Regions from separate parts of the Homo sapiens genome. Here region 1 is linked to region 2. Evidence: chromatin loops called from intact Hi-C (ENCODE). Cell type or tissue: heart left ventricle. All regions are shown on one strand.

What was found. A loop is a pair of places that touch in the nucleus more often than their neighbours do. Peaks named below come from ENCODE experiments on the same cell type or tissue, not always from the same donor. Only the 100,000 strongest peaks of a DNase experiment are listed, where the experiment ranks them.
Region 1: a loop joins it to region 2, with 11 times the contacts of the local background. A loop is called at or near these places in 2 of 110 quality-filtered maps.

What each region holds. Positions count from the first base shown.
Region 1 is chr13:36,942,735-36,950,734 of GRCh38, reverse strand. It overlaps ALG5 (ALG5 dolichyl-phosphate beta-glucosyltransferase), which reads left to right. Exons shown (of 10, transcript NM_013338.5): 10 at 678-997. The coding sequence ends at 793. Among named protein-coding and RNA genes, the nearest start is that of SMAD9, 26 kb to the right of the region's middle. In heart left ventricle, no CTCF peak of the experiment used is centred here; no DNase peak of the experiment used is centred here.
Region 2 is chr13:36,868,098-36,876,097 of GRCh38, reverse strand. SMAD9 (SMAD family member 9) reads left to right here. Exons shown (of 7, transcript NM_001127217.3): 3 at 3,183-3,440. Among named protein-coding and RNA genes, the nearest start is that of SMAD9, 48 kb to the left of the region's middle. In heart left ventricle, no CTCF peak of the experiment used is centred here; a DNase peak (open chromatin) is centred at 3,295.

The DNA of each region.
Region 1 (8,000 bases), 75 kb before region 2:
GTGCCTCCTGTACTCCCAGCTACTGGGGAGGCTGAGGTAGGAGGACTGGATCGTTTGAGCCCGGGAGGTCAAGGTTACAGTGAGCCATAATCGTGTCACTGCACTACAGCCTGGGTGACAGAGCAAGATCTTGTTTAAAAAAAAAACAAAAAAAGAATCTGCTGTGATATGTGGATCAGATATTTAATTAGGCTGGTGTTCTTGTGTAGCCCGAGACAAAGAGGTCTGGACAAAATTATCTTAAGTCTGATCATAGGCTTTATTTTTTATCATTAAGATTGGATTTATGTAGAAATAATCATATTTATCTGTTGTGCTGTATCTTTAGTTGTTTCATATGTAATTATTTTCAGTAATGAGCACTCAGTGAGTAGTTTTTTTATTAGACTTCTAGAGCCCTCACCATATGTAGTCCTTCCTTTCTATAGTAGGGCCGTATGAAATTTTCACTATTTAGATCCTCTCAAGTTTCATTTCACTTCAAGATGTTCTGTTTTTGTTTTTAGAGAAAACCACTCCACTCACTTCAGCTTTGAAATTGTTTAACTTTTTGGTCCATGATTTAAAAAATTAAGGTGCTAAAGGCTCACAACGATCATGTAGACTGACTTTAAACTGATACGTTTTCTGCTGAGTTTATTTAAGCTAATTTGTTTTTAATTATTTTTAAATCACAGGTTCTAAATTAGTTCCATTCTGGAGCTGGCTACAAATGGGTAAAGACCTACTTTTTATACGACTTCGATATTTGACTGGTGCCTGGAGGCTTGAGCAAACTCGGAAAATGAATTAGGTTGTTTGCAGTCTTCAGTTGTGTTCTTATGCTTCAGTGTCACATTTCATTTCATTTGAAACTAAAATTTTAAGTAAAGCTGAAATAAACTTCTTGTCATTGTCTGCCTTTTGATAATTTTAAAGAAATAACTTTCCATAAGTAAAAAATTATATATCTCTTTGGATATAAATGATTTTTAAAAGATGTTTATTTAAAAAGTCAGATTTTCTTTTGTTTGTTTAGCTTCATTATCATTATAATTCTGAGAAACATAATTTTTGTAGACAGAAGCTATTCTTACCCTAAAGTGCCTGCATAACTCTCATGAACTTAACTATAAACTACAATCATGTAACAGTTTTCAGAGATTTAAAAATAAAGCTAGGGTATAAGTTTAAATGTACATAAATTTATCCAAATCAAAGAAACCTATTTCAGCCTATGAAACTTTAGGAAATTATATGTTAAAGGCAAGAATACAGACTTAGTCACAAAGGTGTTCATTTCCTTATAGTCTTACTCATCTCTAGCACTGGAGGCCAAGGTGGGAGGATCACCTGAGCCCAGAAGTTCAAGGTTACAGTGAGCTATGATCGTGCCACTGCACTCTAGCATGGATGATGGAGGGAGTTCCTGTCAATCAATTTTATAATATTAATATATTTACATAGTAACATCAGAAGCCTCTTTGAGATACTGCAAGAACTAATAGCAATTACAAAATAATGAACCCCCAAAATCAGAATTAGATTGTTTCTGCCATCTTAGAGAAACAAACTAGTAACAGTTTGACATTTATTAAGTGTTTACTGTATGCCACCCACTGTTCTAAGCACTTGATATATAATGACTCACAACAGAAGAGGAAACTGAAGCACAAAACGGTGACCTGCCCAAGGTCACATATTTAGGAAAGAGTGGAGTCATGATTGTAACCTGCATAGTCTGGATCCCAAGCCCACACTCGTTAATGACGGCTATAGTCTTCAGTTTCTGAAGGTATGAAAACTGGGGATCATATAAGTAGAAAGTTTTGGCAGTACATTGAATAAAACATTTTTGAGTAGAAAAGTAAGCTAAAAATAACTCCAGTAGTTTGAACAACAGCGATAATATCACATCTGCAGTAGACAATAAGCTTCTTGAAAATAGAAGGCTTGCCGGGCACGGTGGCTCATGCCTGTAATTCCAGCACTTTGGGAGGCCGAGGCAGGCAGATCACCTGAGATCGGGAGTTCAAGACCAGCCTGACCAACATGGAGAAACCCCGTCTCTACTAAAAATACAAAATTAGCTGGGGTGGTGGTGCATGCCTGTAATCCCATCTACTTGGGAGGCTGAGGCAGGAGAATCGCCTGAAGTCGCGAGGCAGAGGTTGCGGTGAGCCGAGATTGCGCCATTGCACTCCGGCCTAGGCAATAAGAGTGAAACTCTGTCTCAAAAAAAAAAAAAACAGAAGGCATGTCTTACTACAATTAGTATCTCCAGCACAGGGCTTAGCATATAGTAAACACTTAATAATGATGAGATGAATAAACTTTATTTACTACCAGATTTTGTGAGCATTAAAGTCACTTAAATGGATAAATCAAGAATAATAGAAAGCAAAGAGAAGAAAAGACCATGCTCATAAGAATTTTTAAGAATAAGCCTTGAGCCAAAAATAAGATCCTTAATGAAATTATAAAAAGGCAATGAAATAATTTGTTATTGCTCTTTATAAACGAGATAGAAATGCATATTTGAAGCATAATAGGAATATTGAAGGAAAGTCACGATACTTTTTATGTACTTTGTCTGTGAACACTGTAGGGAAAAGTCTGATATCATTGATGCCAGCTTACCTTTCTAAGCACAGATTTACCTAAGAGGAATATGGGACAGAATCTGAGGCAATCAGAGAGAAAAGGTAGTTTAACCTGTTAACTTACAGAATCTGCTAACAAAAACTACATGCAGCAATAGCAGAGTGAAATAGCAAAATAACAGCTACTATGTTTTTTGTTTTTTTTTTTTTTTGAGATGAAGTCTTGCTCTTGTCCCCCAGGCTGGAGTGCAATGGCACGATCTCAGCTCACTGCAACCGCCGCCTCCTGGGTTAAAGCGATTCTCCTGCTTCAGCCTCCCGAGTAGCTGGGATTACAGGTGCCTGCCACCATGCCCGGCTAATTTTTTGTATTTTTAGTAGAGATGGGGTTTCACCATGTTGGCCAGGCTGGTCTCGAACTCCTGACCTCAGATGATCCCCCTGCTTTGGCCTCCCAAAGTGTTGGGATTACAGGTGTGAGCCACTGCACCCGGCCACCAGCTACTATCCTTATAGTATGTACAAGGAAGAGTAATGAACATTTTGCATGCATTATGTGGTTTGATCAAACAACTCTATCATGCAGGTATAATTACCCGCATTTCACAGAACGAAGTAGCCAAATAATTTGCCCAGGGTTACACAAGTAGCCATTATTCATGCTTCTACTGAAATAAAAAATAGGAAACAAAGGAACATGGAGCATGATTAAAACAGTATAACCTGAGGATCCTCAGACAACTTGGCCATGTCTATGTCAAGTCTTCTCACTTGTTCTTATAGAATAAGATATATATGAAACTTATTTGACTTGAGGGTCACATATGGACAATAATGTCTCTTGACATCTGTAATCCTCTATCTCCATATAGTTATGTATGGTTGACCCTTGAATAACACAGGTTTGAACTGCACAGATCCACTTATACATGGATTGTTTTCAAAAAGTGTATTGAAAAAGTTTTTGGGGATCTGTGAAAATTTGAAATAGCAACAGGAGGTTGCTGTAAAATTATAGTAGTAAATGATAGACTAATATCTACATGTATTTTATGCATTAATGACATAACCTTTTAATATCTTTCATACTATCAAAGACTTTGATATTAGTCTATAATTTACTATATAAAATACACGTGAATCTATTCAGAGATTTATCAAAATTTATGCATACGTAGACCATACATATCCAGTTGAGAAATTTAAACAAAGATGCAGTATTAGGCTGTGCGCGGTGGCTCACACCTGTAATCCCATCACTTTGAGAGGCCAAGGTGGGTGGATCACCTGAGGTCAGGAGTTCGAAACCAGCCTGGCCAACATGGTGAAACCCCATCTCTACTAAAAATACAAAAATTAGCTGGGCATGGTGGCAGGTGCCTGTAATCCCAGCTACTTGGGAGGCTGAGGCAGGAAAATCACTTGGGGAGGTGGAGGTTGCAGTGAGCCAAGATCACGCCACTGCACTCCAGCCTGGGTGACATGAGTGAGACTCCGTCTCAAAAAAAAAAAATGCAGTATTAAATCATAACTGCATAAAATTAATAATTTCGTAGCCACCTCCTGTTGCTATTGCATGAGCTCAGGTGTTGTAAATATCCACTTATATGCTGTGTGACACTAACCATCTCCATATGAGCAGTTCATCTCTCCAGTAAATTGCATATAACAGTAGAAATTGAGCTCTTGGAGTTCTCATGTGTTTTTCATGTTTAGTGCAATACTGTAAACCTTGAATAACACCATGGGACCGATATGAAGTACCATTAGTAATGCTGGAAATACTCCCAAGAAGCAGAGAAAAGTCATGACATTACAAGAAAAAGTTGAATTGCTTGATATGTACCATAGATGAGGGCTGCAGCTGAGGTTGCTCACCATTTCAAGATAAATGAATCCAAGCCAGGCATGGTAGCTCATGCCTATAATCCCAGCACTTTGGGAGGCCGAGGCAGGCGGATCACCTGAGGTAGTTCAAGACCAGCTTGGCCATCATTGTGAAACCCCATCTCTACTAAAAATACAAGAATTCGCCAGGCGTGGTGGCGGGTGCCTGTAATCCCAGCTACTTGGGAGACTGAGGCACAAGACTCACTTGAACCCGGAAGAGGGAGGTTGCAGCAAACCGAGATTGCACCACTGCACTCCAACCTAGGTGACAGAGCGAGACTGTCTCAAAAAAATAAATAAATAGTGTAAGGACTATTGGGGAAAAAAAAAAGAAAATTTGTGAATCCATTGCCACTACTACATCTGCAGGTACAAAAATCTTGCAATTTTTGCAAAATACCTTTTCTCTCATATTGAAAATGCAGCTTTTAAGTGGGTACAGGATTGCTATAAGAAAGACATACCTATAGACTCTAATATGATTCACAAAAAGGCAAAGTCATCATATGACAAGTTAAAGGAAGGTGAAGGATCTAAAGCTGGGGAATTTAATGCCAGAAATGAATGGTTCATTTTAGAGGTTTGGCTTTTAAAAAAAAAGTCAAGATAAGGGAGAAGCAGCTTCTGCTGATCCAGGAGGTAACACACGAGTTCCCAAACACCATTAAGAAAATCATTGAGGAGAAAGGATATCTGCCTAAACAGGTTTTTAATGCAGACGAAAGTGCCCTAATCTGGGGGGTGGGGGGGTGGAATGCCACAAAGGACATTTATTAGGAAGAGAAGCAAGCACCAGGATTTAAGGCAGGAAGAAACAGGCTAACTGCTGTTTTGTACAAATGCAATCGGGTTTATGATCAGGACTGCCCTTATCTGTAAAGCTGCTAAATCCTGAAAGGAAATGATAAACATCAGCTCCCAGTCTTCTGGTTGTACAAGGAGGCCTGGACAATGATACCCCTTTCTCTGGATTGCCTGCATTGATGTTCTGTCCCTGAAGTCAAAAAGTACCCTGCCAGTGAGAAATTGCCTTTTAAGGTTCTTTTGACATTGGACAATGCCCCTGATCACCCAGAACGTCATGAGTTCAACACGGAAGGCTTAGCAGTTGTCTACTTGCCCCCAAACACAATGTCTCTAATTCAGCCTTTACATCAGGGAGTCATAGGACCTTGAAGGCTCATTACACACAGTTCTCTATAGAAAGGATTGTCAATGCTAGAACAAAAGCCCAACAGGACATGAAAGGCTGGAAGGGGTTGGGGTCTGGTGGCTCACGTCTGTAATCCCAGCACTTTGGGAGGCCGAGGTGGGAGGATCACTTGAGGTCAGGAGTTCAATACCAGCCTGGGCAACATAACAAGATCCCATCTCTACAAAAAAATTAAAAAATTAGCTGGGCATGGTGGTTGGTGCAGCCAGTAGTCCTCACTACTCGGGAGGCTGAGGATGGAGGACTGCCTGAGCCCAGGAGTTTGGGGCTGTGGTGAGCTGTCATCACACCACTGCACTCCAGCCTGGGGAACAGAGCAAGACCCTGTCTCTCAAAAAAAAAAAAAAAAAGTCTGAAAGAATTATACCATTGAAGATGCAAGCCATCGTTATAGAAAAATAAAAGCTGTGAAAGTCACCAAGTATGAAACAATAATTCCTGCAGAAAACTGTGTCCAGATGTTGTGCATGACTTCACAGGATTTATGACAGAGCCAATCAAAGAAATCATGAAAGAGATTGTGGATAGGGCAAAAAAAAAAAGATGGCAGGTGAACAGTTTTGAGATATGGATGTTGGAGAAATTCAACAGGTAATAGAGACAACACCAGTGGAGTTAGCAGAAGATGACTTGATGAAGATGAGTGCTTCTGAACCAGTGCCAGATGATGCAGAAGAAGACATACAAGAAGCAGGACTCCAATTATTGAAGTCTGCTTGTGACTTCTTTTACAACTTGGACCCTTCCACAATATGGGCACTGAAACTAAAGCAAATGGTAGAAGAAGGATTGGTACTGTAGAGAAACATTTTTAGAGAAATGAAAAAAAATCAGACCAGAATTATGATATATTAATATTTCCATGAAGTCACACCAAGGGTGCCTGCCTCTCCTGCCTCCCCTTCCACCTCCTCCACCTCTTCTGCCTCTGTCACCTGGGAGACAGCAAGACCAACCCCTCCTCTTACTCCTCAGCCAACTCAATGTGAAGACAAGAATGAAGGCCTTTATGACGACTCACTTCCACTTAATGAATGTTAAATATATTTTCTCTTACTTATGGTTTTCTTAATAACATTTTCTTTTCTCTAGCATACTTTATTGTAAGAACGCAATATATAATACATATAATTTAGGAAATATGTGTTAATACACTATGTTATCGGTAAAGTTTCCAGTCAATAGCAGGCTATTAGTAGTTAAGTTTTGAGGGAGTCAAAGTTAATGGATTATCAACTACACAGGGGTTAGCACTCCAAACCCCTGCATCGTTCAGGGGTGCACTGTACTTCTACTCGTAGTTGATTCTCCAGTTCTATGTTCCACCTTCTTTATTCAGTTATTTTATTAGTCCTTTCTCAGATTGCTATAAAGAACTACCTGAGACTGAGTAATTTATTTAAAAAAAAAAAAAGAGGTTTAATTGACTCATAGTTCCACAGGTGTACAGGAAGCATAACTGAGGAGGCCTCAGGAAACTTACAATCATGGCAGAAGGTGAAGGGCCTCAGGAAACTTACAATCATGGCAGAAGGTGAAGGGCCTCAGGAAACTTACAATCATGTCTGGAGAAGGAGGAAAAGAGCAAACGGAGAGGCGCCATACACTTTTAAACATCCATGTCTCTTGAGAATTCACTCACTATCATGAGAACAGCAAGGGGAAAATCTACCACTAAGATCCAATCATCTGCCACCAGGTCCCTCCTCCAACACTAGGGATTACAATTTGACATGAGATTTGGGTGGGGACACAAAACTAAACCATATCAGTTATAATTTCCTTAAGAGCAGAAACTTTGCCTTTATTTTATTTGTTTGTCTCTACAGCATCCTAAATTGTGATTGTTCAATAAAGGAAATGGTTAGATAATGCTACCATTTCAATTCACTCATCGAAAAAATAATTCTATGAACGAGATTATCCATTTTATTGACAATTAAATCCCCTGAAGAAGAAGTCTAGAGGACTGCTTTGTTTTTGTTTTTGTGCAGTCTCAAAAATGCTTTGATTGTGTTTTTGTGCAGTTTTTTGTTTGTTTTTGTGCAGTCTCAAAAGTGCCAAATCCACAAATTGATAAATTTATTTTGTTAATCCAATAATAGACTCTAATAAGTGATATCTTTTTGATTCGCTGATTTTGAAGTAAAACTCCAGTTAGTATTTTGATGGTCACAAAACATAATACTTTACCTAGATTTGATCCTGTCTAAATTCTGATAGTACTGAGAAAGGACAAAGGGGAACAAAAGAGGTCCTTACCTGAGCAGTATCACAATGCACCTCAAAAATACTGCTGGGGCCAGGCGCGGTGG
Region 2 (8,000 bases):
TTACAAGCAGCAGTTGAGATGTGGAAGTGGAATTAAGTAATTAGGGATAGCTGTGTTGTGAGTGAAAGTATTTAAAAATATGATCAGTGCACATTTAAGGCAACGGAGCCAGTCAGGTCAAATAACAACTAGGATGAAACTATCAGTTTTCTTTGCAAACATCCACTGGCTTTGATTTTACCCAGATGGTAAAAATATATTATCAAGATAGTTGTTATGATAAAGGGAAATGTATCCTTTCTTTTCTCTTGGTGCCTCAGATCTACAGGCCATGAAGAAATAGAAGTCTCTACATTCAGATGGATAGGAGGCATTATATTTTTATCAGTGTTAGGAATATACCGTAGATATTTTACATTAAAACTGAAGTCACAGAGATGATTCAAATTCTTCTTCATAAAGAAGTGAGTGTTTACTTGAACATCGTTAACATTTTGATGAAGGGTCATTGACAAAGAAGCCATACACATTCGCTGTGTCAACTCCTCACTTCAGACTATTCATGAGGCACATAATCTTTTTTTTTCCTGCATAGTTGTGGAATATGAATACATTAAGGGGAATTTAATGGTTTATGATCCATGTCACTGTTTGATGGTGATGTTGAATGTTTGTTCTCTGGTGTCATAAGGCAGCATACGTATACAATAGCTTAGAAAAGGGGAAGAAATTATTTGTTTCTCTGCCACCCTCACCTGTAGCAGTTTTAGTTTAAAACCTTTTATTTACCCTTCTTAGTTTATTTTCTGTCCATATAACTGAAAATTATTGTTTGTTAAGAAAGAGATAGATGTATGGTGTCAAAGGCAGATGGCAGACTTCGGGGTTAATGTCATTGTTATTGTAATTGTCTGTTTATTCCAAAACATTTACCTTTTTTTAAGACTTTATTTTTTAGAGCAGTTTTAGAACATTTACTTTTTATGAGTTTTTATTAATACTTGCCTGTGGTTGACAAATCAGTGGTGTGATTAGAACCAAGATCTGTCCTATTTATACCCGGAGACAAACTCTTCTAAATAATTCTTGCTTAGTTCTTTCATATTTCTCTCTATTATTACTAAGAATTATGACAGTAACTCTAGATAATATATAATATGCTTACATATCTATTTCCAAATTTATCACCTTTTAGATAATGTCATTGACTCTCTACCATAAAAGATGAGGATTTCACTCACATACATACATACATACATATACATATATATATATGTATTTTTTTTTTTTTTTTTTTTTTTTTGGGACGGAGTCTTGCTCTGCCCAGGCTGGAGTGCAGTGGTGCGATCTTGGCTCACTGCAAGCTCCGCCTCCTGGGTTCACGCCATTCTCCTACCTCAGCCCCCCCAAGTAGCTGGGACTACAGGCACCCGCAACCACGCCCGGCTAATTTTTTGTATTTTTAGTAGAGACGGGGTTTCACTGTGTTAGCCAGGATGGTCTCGATCTCCTGACCTCGTGATCCACCTGCCTTGGCCTTCCAAAGTGCTGGGATTACAGGTGTGAGCCACCATGCCCAGCCTCACTCACTTATGTTTTCATCTTCTTCCTTCCTCCTCTTCTCATCCTTGATATCTATATTTTAGTTCATAGTTTGTATTTGTTTTTGGTTATTCCAGTGGTTTCCATTGTGGAATTCGGGGGTAAGAATTATTTGTCCTCAGAAGGGCATTGGTCTGTTGACTTCTAGTAGCCAGGGTTAGAGTGGGAAGTTGAGGTCGGTTGATTCTCATTTCTTTGTAGGTGACTTTGCGGTGATCCTCTAGGAGCTTTTGGAATATTCCAGTTATCCCGCAGTGTTTGAAATTCAAGATGGAAAGACTAGGTCTGGATCTTTTCTTCATTAATTGAGCTCTGCACACTCTGTGGCTCTTTTCAACATGAAGACGTAGGTCCTTTGTAGCTCTTTGAGGTTTTCCTTTGTTATTTCTTAGACCACTTCCCCCTTGTATTTTCTTTGCTTCCCTGTCTGGAACTTATGTTGGTCACAGATGGCTCTTCAACAACAGTTTTGGAGTAGCTACTTTATGCCAGGCATTGTAACCTTCTAGGAGTCGGTAGGACGTGAGGGCCTGGGCAAAGCTTGCCCTTAAGAATTTGAATTTATTCTGAAATTTTGTGTATAATCAGAATCAAGAACAGTAACATTCTTTTTAAAAAATGAAACCCAGAAAAGCATAGTAAATGAACAAACATCATTTATGTTTTGTTATTGCTGCTTATTTTATTTTTTTGAGACAGAGTTTCACTCTTGTCACCCAGGCTGGAGTGCAATGGTATGATCTCGGCTCACTGCAACTTCCACCTCCCAGATTCAAGCGATTCTCCTGCCTCAGCCTCCTGAATAGCTGGGATTACAGGTGCCCGCCACCACACCCGGCTAATTGTTGTATTTTTAATAGAGACGGGGTTTCACCACGTTGGCTAGGCTGGTCTCAAACTCCTGATCTCAGGTGATCTGGCTGCCTCGGCCTCTCAAAGTGCTGGTATTACAGGCGTGAGCCACTGTGCCCTGCTGCTGCTCATCTTTTACTTAGTCACTTTTATTATTATTCACCGTTTGTGTTTTACTTAATAACTTTTAATTACTCACCTTGAAATCTTTCCATTAAGGACACATAGAATGTTTTTATTTCAGTGGCACTACTGAACCTGAAATTGAGTCTGGTCATCTAAATAATTCAACATGATCTCTGAAGGAAAAATATTCTGGGGATCACTTAGGGTTTCATTGCAAGCAAGAGAAACTGATTTTGCCTTGGGGGAAAAAAAGACTTATTTGGCAGAATTAAAGAAAGACGTAACAATCAGGTTGCCAGAAGGCCAGGTATTAGGACAGCTCTGGTCATTTCCAAGGTAGGAATAAAGAGCAGGTCTCTTTAGAGTGCTGACACTAGAAAGATCCTTCTCCAAATGCTTTTGTGAATTATGACATTCTGCTTAAGATTCCGGTTACAAGGAGAAGACTGTTACCTTAGCTTACTCACATGCTTGCTTCTTAGGTGGAGATGGGGACTTAATCGACAGTTTTATGATGAGCACAAAGACTAATGGGAGTAGTTCCCAAGGGGAAAAACAGCTCTATCATAAACAAAAAATAGATAAGAACAGCAAGTATCCACTCTGTTGTGTACTGATGAGCAATGTTCAATTCTAACTGCCTTGTTCCTTTCTGATCCTAGTACTGCCTCCTGTGCTCGTGCCAAGACACAGTGAATATAACCCCCAGCTCAGCCTCCTGGCCAAGTTCCGCAGCGCCTCCCTGCACAGTGAGCCACTCATGCCACACAACGCCACCTATCCTGACTCTTTCCAGCAGCCTCCGTGCTCTGCACTCCCTCCCTCACCCAGCCACGCGTTCTCCCAGTCCCCGTGCACGGCCAGCTACCCTCACTCCCCAGGAAGTCCTTCTGAGCCAGAGAGTCCCTATCAACACTCAGGTCAGTAAGAACTATGGTCTGTGGGGAAATACGGGAAAATAAGCCCAACATCATGATTTATGATGAACAGTCACAATGACAGTCATTGTAACTGTCATTCATATAGTATAAACAGTTTACAAAGCAATCAGCCTTAAAATGATTAGGACTATACCTATTTTGAAGCAGTTACCCTGGAGATAGAACATGTTTTTCCTCTAGTTTTAGTTCTAATGCTCTGGAAGCTCTCAGAAACTAAATGGATTTGAATAGTATCCCTGGGAATTTCCAAGGATTTTTTTTTTTAAGGCAGTAGAAATAAGATGAAAAGACTTCTGTAATCCAAGCAGAAGACTTGGCCTGAGGACAAGCAACATGGAAGATCAATGCTAGGCCTTTACCTTGGTTGCCTCTTTCAACAATCAAAGGAAGCCCTTGCCTAAAACATATGCCTGCATCCTTTGAGTGAGGCAGAAAGTGAAGCCCCAGCTCCAGCCAGTGCATTATCCCTTTCTGCCATGTGAAGCCAGGACAGCATCTTAAATATAGAGCTCTTCAGTTTGCTGAATTGAGAAAGCATATGGAAGGGAAAGGGAGCCTCTAGCATGCTGTCATAATTGCTCTTGCTACCATACCTGTAAAGTGGATCTAAGTTGAGATAATGAATAAAAGATACATATGCACTTTGTGAGTGTGAGATAAATACTGTGCGGAGCTGACAAGTTCCTAAAGGCATGCATAAATACATTTGGTGCCAGATGTTACAATCTGCCTCATTCATTTATTCCTATAATCATTTATTTAATGGATATTTATTAAACTCTTACTATATGCAAGCATTGCCTTAGGATTGCTGAAAGGGGAATTAAAAGGTTAATAAAAATTGTCCCTACGATGTGGGAAGATAAAGAGGGAATTGCCTCTTCACCTCTCAGTTACTTAGTTCCTTTTGCTCCTCAGCAAGTTACATAAGCATCTATTATATTTGTTGCACTATATTATATAATTCCTGTGTGTCTATTTTCCCCATTGAACAGCGAGCCTTCTTTTTTCTATGTCTAGCACAGAGCCTGAAATGCAGTGGTTGCTCATCAGTTGCTTATTGAATAAATAAATTACTACACAGGCGTTTATTTATTTTTATTTTTTATTTTTTATTTTGAGACGGAGTCTTGCTCTGTCACCCAGGTTGGAGTGCAGTGGCATGATCCTGGCTTACTGCAGTCTCTGCCTCCCAGGTTCAAGCAATTCTCCCACCTCAGTCTCCCAAATAGCTGGGATTGCAGGGGTGTACCACCATGCCCAGCTAGTTTTTGCATTTTTAGTAGAGACGGGGTTTCACCATGTTGGCCAGGCTGGTCTCGAACTCCTGACCTCAGGTGATCTGCCCACCTCGGCCTCCCAAAGTGCTGAGATTACAGGCAGGAGCCACTGCACCCAGCCCACACAGGCATTAGAACATGGACATGGAGCTCCAGACCATAGGCACAGGTTTTATTGACTCAGTAAGTGATGACTGAGCACCTGCTAAGTGTCTGGCACTGGGCCAGTGCTAGAGGTGCAGTGATGATTAAGACGGTGTAGTTGTCCCCCCTTATCTGAGGTTTCAGCTACCAGAGGTCAGTTGCAGCCTGAAAATACTGGATGGAAAATTCCAGAAATAAACAGTTCATAAATTTTAAATTGTATGTGGGGATGAAACTTCGTGCCATCCTATCCAGGTTCTGAATCATTCCATTGCCCAGCGCATCCACGTTGTAGATGCTATCCACCTGTGAGTCAATTAGTAGCTGTCTCTGTGATCAGATCTACTGTTGAGGTCACTCTGATTTAATAGTGACCACAGAGTGCAAGAGTAGTGATGCTGGCATATTGTTCTAGTTGTTTTACTTTATTATTAGTTACTGTTCCTAATCTCTTACTGTGTTTAATTTATAAATTAAACTTTATCACAGGTATGTATAGGAAAAAAAACATAGTATATGTGGTATTCTGTACTAGCCACAACTTCAGGTAGCCACTGGGGGTCTCGGACTGTATCTCTGGTGGAGAAGGGGGGACTACTGTGGTCTCTGACCTTCAGGAGTCAGTAGCTATTGAGAGCCATCACATACAGGTAGCCTGTAGCAGTCCAGGCAAGTGATTATAAGGAGTTGAACTAAAACAGGGATATGGGGTTGGAAAGAGGGCAGTGAATTGGGGGAGGGAGGTCCAACAGGACTTACTGTAGGGTGAAGGCAGAGATGCTGGAGGGTAGCTTGAGAGTCATTAACTCAGTGTAGGAGCAGATGGTTGAAGTTTTGCAAGTGGCTGAGTTCACTGAGAAAGAAGAAATACAACAGAAAGAGAAGTCATTTGAGGACAGAACCTTGGTTAAGGAACAGGAGGATAATAGTGTTGCAAAATATATATTTACCTAACACACCTCTATGCTACAAAGACTTCCTGTGCTGACTTTGAATTCCTGCCCTGGTTACTCTGACAGGTTGATGTTCTTTTTACTCTTCCCACCCAAGCAGGACAGACACCAACAGTGATGCAGAAGCTGGTTAGTTTCTCACAGAAGGCATAGCCCTTTTCACTTCAAAGAAAATAATTCTTGTCTGAATGATTAACAGCAAAATGCCAACCTGAGTAACAGACCTGTAGATAAACAAGAGTAAAAGGAACCTTTGCGATTTACTGGTTCAGCCTCTAAATTTTTTAAAAAGCTCTATTGAGGTATAATTCACATACCATACAACCACCCATTTCAAATGTACAATTCAGTGGTTTCTCATATGTTAATTTTTTTCAAGTAGTGGTGAAATATATCTAACACAAAATTTGTTTAACCATTTTTTTTTTTTGAGATGGAGTTTTGCTCTTGTTGCCCAGGCTGGAGTGCAATGGCACAATCTCGGCTCACTGCAACCTCCACCTCCCAGGTACAAGCCATTCTCCTGCCTCAGCCTTCCAAGTACCTCGGATTACAGACATGTGCCACCACACCCGGCTAATTTTTTTGTATTTAGTAGAGACGGGGTTTCACCATGTTAGGCTGGTCATGAACTCCTGACCTCAGGTGATCCACCCGCCTCGGCCTCCGAAAGTGCTGGGATTATAGGCATGCTCCACTGCACCCAGCCCATTTTAACCATTTTTAAGAGTACAGTCTAGCCGGGTGCAGTGGCTCCCGCCTGTAATCCCAGCACTTTGGGAGGCTTAGGCAGGCGGATCACTTGAGGTCAGCAGTTTGAGACCAGCCTGGCCAACATGGTGAAACCCTGTCTCTACTAAAAATACAAAAGTTAGCTGGGCGTGGTGGTGCATGTCTGTAATTCAGCTACTCCGGAGACTGAGGCACGAGAATCGCTTGAATCCAGGAGTCGGAGGCTGCAGTGAGCTGAGATTGTGCCACTGCACTCTAGCCTGGTGAGGACTATTAAAAAAAAAAAAAAGTACAATCTGATGGCATTAGGTGCATTCATAATGTTGTGCAACCATCACCATATCTATTTTCAAAAATTTTTTCATCACCCCAAACGGAAACTCCGTACTGATTTAACAATAGCTCCGTATTTCCCTACTTTGCCAGCCCCTGGTAAGCTCTATCTACTTTCTGTCTCTCTGAATTTGCCTATTGCAAGTACCTCATATACTAGATTCATGCAATATTTGCCCCTTTGTGTATGTTTTATTTCACTTAGCCAAGTATTTTCACAGTTTGTGTTGTGGCATATATCGGTAGTTCATCTTTGTGACTGAACGATATCTCATTGTATGGCTATACCACATTTTAAAAAATCAATTCATTAGCTGTTGGATATTTGGATTGTTCCCACCTTTTGGCTCTAGTAAATAACACCCTGCTTTCAATTCCTTTGGGTATATACCTAGGAGTGGAAGTGCTACATTATATGGTAATTCTATTTTCAGTCCCCCTTTTTTTAATTTTAATTTTTTAGAGACAGGGCCTTGTTTTGTTACCCAGGCTGGAGTATGGGGGCACAGTCATAGCTCACTGTAACTTCAAACTCCTGGGTTCAAGTGATCCTCCTCAGCCTCTGAGTAGCTAGGATTACAGGTGTACACCACCATGCCCAGCTAATTTTTAATTTTTGGTAGGATGGGGTCTCATCATGTTGCCCAGGCTGGCCTCAAACCCCTGGACTCAGGTGATCCTCCCACTTCAGCCTTCCAAAATGCTAAGATTACAGGTGTGAGCCACTGTGCTCAGCCTGTTCTGCTTCTTGAGTAAATAGACATATTTAGTCAAAGACCTACAAAAAGGTCATCTTGCCTTATAACTTTTTCACCAAAGTCATAGGAGTCATAGTCCATTTTCTCACAAGGAAATACCTTACCCATGGTTTCCTAGTATGGTCCACGAACCCTGCATTAGAATTGCCATTGGGGCATGTTAAAATGTACATGGCTACATTCAACCACTGACCTATTGAATCGGAATTGCTAAGGATGGGGCCAGGAATCTGCATTTTTAGCAAGCTCCACTGGCAATTTTTGTGTACACTTAAGTGTGAGAACTACTTGTGTGGACAATTCGATACAACAAAGGCAGATTGATCCAACCTTTTACGC